Linked DNA regions of Homo sapiens: region 1 is linked to region 2. Evidence: chromatin loops called from intact Hi-C (ENCODE). Cell type or tissue: sigmoid colon. All regions are shown on one strand.

What was found. A loop is a pair of places that touch in the nucleus more often than their neighbours do. Peaks named below come from ENCODE experiments on the same cell type or tissue, not always from the same donor. Only the 100,000 strongest peaks of a DNase experiment are listed, where the experiment ranks them.
Region 1: a loop joins it to region 2, with 7 times the contacts of the local background. A loop is called at or near these places in 2 of 110 quality-filtered maps.

Annotation. Positions count from the first base shown.
Region 1 is chr3:120,661,379-120,663,878 of GRCh38, reverse strand. All of the region lies in intron 4 of HGD (homogentisate 1,2-dioxygenase), which reads left to right. Among named protein-coding and RNA genes, the nearest start is that of HGD, 20 kb to the left of the region's middle. In sigmoid colon, no CTCF peak of the experiment used is centred here; no DNase peak of the experiment used is centred here.
Region 2 is chr3:121,221,429-121,223,928 of GRCh38, reverse strand. It overlaps STXBP5L (syntaxin binding protein 5L), which reads right to left. Exons shown (of 27, transcript NM_001308330.2): 11 at 772-926. Among named protein-coding and RNA genes, the nearest start is that of MIR5682, 170 kb to the right of the region's middle. In sigmoid colon, no CTCF peak of the experiment used is centred here; no DNase peak of the experiment used is centred here.

The sequences.
Region 1 (2,500 bases), 560 kb after region 2:
TTTAAATATCATATTTTGCGCCTTTTTCCATGTCTTTTTAAACTTCTTGAGTGTAGATATTTTTGATATTATATTATAATCCAATAAATGTTTATAAAAATTCCTAATATTGTGAGATATTTGAATTTTTTCCATTTTTGCTATTATGTAGTAAATCCACGCTAAATATAATCCTTTTCTCCTCTACATCCCAGCCTGGAACAACAGACCTCCTTCTTTTCTTCCTGAATCCCCTTTTTTCCCTGGGTTCCATGACATTGCATGATTCCCAAACCTGCAAAATAAGTATTCTTCAAGGTCCTGAACTAGAATCTTGATATAGTTTGACTGTGTCCCCACCCAAATCTCATCTTGAATTCCCACGTGTTACGGGAGGGACCTGGTGGGAGGTAGTCTATCTGCACAAGCTCTTTCTTTGCCTGCTGCCACCCAAATGAGATGTGACTTTCTCCTCCTTGCCTTCTGCTATCATTGTGAGGCTTTCCTAGCCACGTGGAACTGTAAGTCCAATTAAACCTTTTTCCTTTATAAATTACTCCTTCTCGGGAATGTCTTTATCAGCAGCATAAAAATGGACTAACACAACTCTCACCTCCCCCTTGTCATCATCTCCCCTCTGAGAGAAGGGGAAGTACTTACTCTCTCTCTTCCCCTCCTCTTCCTTACTGTCTTTCTTATCCTCCTCTTTTCTTCTCCTTCTCTTCACCCCAACCTTCCCCTTCCCCTCTGTATTGTTCTGCTAGAGCTATCATAACAAAAAGATACTGGGTGGCTTAAGCAAAAGAGATTTACTTTCTAACAGTTCTGGATTCCAAGATTGAGGTATCGGCAGGGTTGCTTTCTTCTGAGGCCTCTCTCATTGACTTGTATCTTCTCCTTGGCTCCTCACATCATCTTCCCTCTGTGTCTATAGCCAAATTTCCTCTTCTTATAAGGACAACAATCATATCAGATTAGGGTCCACTCTAGTAACCTCATTTAAGTTTAATTATTCCTGTAAAGACTCCATCTCCAAATATAGTCACATTCTGAAATACAGGGGGTTAGGAGTTCAACATATGAATTTGGAGGAGGAACACAATCTAGCCCATAATTCTCTCCTTCTGCTTGTTTTTCCCTCTAAATATCTACTAAGGATTCCCACTCTTTTGGATTCTCTTTGCCTTAGAGATGAAGGGATAGTTGTTGATAAGAAATAATCAAGTGGGACAAACTAACAGGAGGAACTCCTTGAGCAATAGAGGATTTTCCTAGCTCACTACACTGAATCAGGTGCCAAGTCCATAGAATGGTGATGCCTGAGTATACATAAGAGTTACCAGGGGACTTGTTGAAAATGTAGATTCCTCAGTCTTGCTCCCCAGAGATCCCAGTTCAGTAGGTCTGAGGTGGTACTCAGGAGTCTCCCCAGATGACTCCCATGCAGGTTGGTGCTGGACTGCACTTTATGAAATTCTGCTGTAGAGTGTGCTTTCAGGATCTCTCTGGTTCCTTTTTTCCTTTTCCTACCTCCACCTGGTTCAGACCTCATTTCTTCTTACCTAGACTATTTTAATGACCTTCTACCTGATTCCTATGTCTTCCCCTCCCTATCCCACACCGTGCTGCCAGAATCAGCGTGCTAAATTATCATCTCAAAAATCTTTAAATCTAACCATCACCCGCCCCCTCCACTGCCCAGCCAATCCAGTGCAGGCTTCCAGATAAGAGATCAAGAGCTCTGATTCACTATCACAGCCTTTCAGACTCTCCACTCACTTCCATGTCCCCTACCTATCAGTCACACTAGAACCATCGTCATTTTATCTACCTGGGATTTCCTGTTCTTCCATCACAAATACTCACCCATCTAAATCTCACTCACGATTTATGATTCATTTTAAATAATACTTTCTTCATTATGCCCTTTCAATATTTCTCAGAGTATTTAAGGTTCTATGTCTCTATCATCTTCATCTGATCTGCAGTATCCAGTACATGCCTTCTTCCAAATAGAATCGCAAGTATTTGTTGAATTTACTCCCTGATAGTTCAGATCCTATCATTCTATAAATAAATTAGATTGCATTTCTCTAAATGCATTCAGTGGTGTGTGCCAACATTACAGTGCACATTCCCCTGCTCAGCCCTTTTGGACAGCTTGCTAGCTCTTTTTACATTTCATCTCCATCAACTTACATTTCACTTCTTGCAAAGATATTGGCGCTGTCTGCAAACCAGATGATTTCATTGCTTATATCTCTTATTTTCCATATATAAGAATGTTAAATAGGCCCTGTGCCAGGACTTATTCCTGAGAGAACATTTCTATTTACATTTCTCTTCCAAAGTTATTTGCACTGATCCACTTCCTTGTTTTTCTATCATGAGGTTTTCACATTTCCAGGATCTTCTGTAATGGATTACCTGAGGGAAGAGACAATGTCATGTTCACCTCCAGCATCTAGCATAAAATCTGGCACACAGAGAGGTTCAATAAATACTGTTTGAAATAATTAAT
Region 2 (2,500 bases):
AGATGGAATCTCATTATGTTGCCCAGGCCAGTCTTGAACTCCTGGACTCAAACGATCTGCCTGCCTTGGCCTCTCAAAGTGCTGGGATTACAGGCATGAGTCACCACACCTGGCCACATTATTAAAATATTTCATCATTATTAGATTTCATTATACAGATTGCATATAAGTTTAGACTAGTTGTTATGTTTACAAAAAGTCTTTATATTCAGTATAATAAAAATATATAAGCATTTCTCCTCCCAAAGTCCCTTCTGACTATTCTCAAAATTTTAAAAAGTCATTAACCACACATCTGCATTACTAGAGTAATCAGAGGTGCTGCAGTTGCATCTGAAGCAAAGCCAGATGTGAAACAGATGCAGCACCACCACAGTTACAGATTACTGATATCAGGTAAGTGCTTTAACTTTGATTGGCTTTGGGATGGAATTGATGGAGCTGGTCTGAGAGAGGCTATTAAGAGACCTCAGCTTCCCCAAGTGATTTCACCCTGGACCCTTATCAGACCCTCCCAGCTCAGCTTCCACCATCTAATCAAAGTTTAAAGCACTTACCTGATATTAGAACCTGAAATGCCAGCATTGCTGTACTACATCTGTGTTATTTCCAGTTTCTCAAGTAGGTACAGTTGCAGAACCTGTTCCAGCACTTGTAGCTCACAGCGTTATACCACAGTAGACATCTGAAAATATTTAACCTTAATTTTGTTAGAAACTTGTCATTTCCAAAATGATTTTCAACATTAATAGTTTCATTTTAGTTACTTACCATTTGGATAGGGCGTTTCACATAAAGTTAGAAATTCAACAATAGGATGATCCATTTCAAGTACTGTAATTGCTTTTCCATGCATGATGGTTAAACTTGGTCTTCTACAAGCTTTGTCATAGGACAGCCCACCAGAGAATATTATGAATGGTTCGCTACATAGGAAAAAACATGAATGAGACTCAGAAGTCCTTTAAAATGACACAAAGTCACAGGACTGAACCTATAAAGAACAGGTTTTGTTGCATACCATATAACATGACAGACAGCAAAAAACTTGCCCGGCTCAAAATTTCTCATTCAATAACCTACTATTCTACCATTTCCCACTTTCTAGATGTACATTCTCACATTAAATTTACTAATGGACCAGTCTAAACATATTGGGGTAGGTTTGGGGAAAGGCAGTGAGCTTGGAGGAAGGTAGATGTGCTCACTGACTCTCAAAAGGACATCTTCACGTACTTTACTTGGTTCCCAAACTCTAAATCACTATCATTGGAATATTAGTCTATGTCAGAATATCAGATTAATTAGCTGGCCTATGGGGCCTAAAATCTGTACAAGAGAAAAGAGACAAATTTTAATATAAAATGAAATGTGACAGTGGAAAGCTCAGAATGGCAGAGGGTAAAATAAGAATTCTAGATAATGGAGTTTCTGTGAAAAAAGAGTAAAGATAAAAAGATGGAGAAAGCTAATATGTAAGAGAAGGATAGCTAATCAAAGATAAATTGCCTTTTCTATTTTACTTGTGGCCAGTCTATAGATCAGTATAAACTCCATATATCTTGCTCAACTAACTTTAAACAAGATTTTTGGTCTGTTGCTTTATAAGATATAATTAGATAATAGAGTGGGGTTAAGATTCCTCTAAAACATTATAGCTATCTGAAAATTATGAAGTCATTTCACAGTTTTTCATTTTTCATTTCTCAAATCAATACTTACATATCTCTAGTGTATGTGTACAAAAGAAAAAGTGTGTTAGCAAAAAATATTTTCAAGAAGTAAGAAGTAAATACCAAATTGAAAATATTCTTTTCTAATTTTTTTAAAGACCTAGAGGCTTTTATTGTATCAAATTATTTGAGAATATAATGCTCATCTACATAATTCACTTACATCCTATTTGCTAAGCTGAAGAATCTACTTGTTTCTAGAAATCGCTCTGTAAGATTTCCTTTTCTCTTCCGTTTTGTACTGTGTGTGGCGCCAAACATTATCAGTGGGACATTTACTAATCTTATGCTGGCTATATAACCAAAAAGGGTTTTTTTTTTAACAAAGCTTCTATACAAACATACATATAAAATGTGTGTATTATTTTCTATTTATAATTCTATCAGTATTCTGACATAAATATTTGAGTTATAAGCAAAATAAACAAAAATACTCTAACTTATTTTACTTCAGTTGATTTGAGTAATAGTCTTGCACCAGTGATTTGATATGGTAAATGACCAACCTACTAATGGTGCCATTAAAAAGCACATTTGTTATTTCTATAAAATGTATATTTATATTATTAATAAGATTTATCCAGATTTAAAAAGCATTTCTAATATAGTTATTTATGAAATAGTGTGGGGGTTTTTACCTTTGTTTTTTGCTCTGTTTTGCAAAAAAAGGCCACGACTTAAGAGAATGTAGTATCTTTTCATAATATTAATAATAATATTAAGCTTAACTACCTACTATTAATATTAATAAAGGCCATACGTATCTA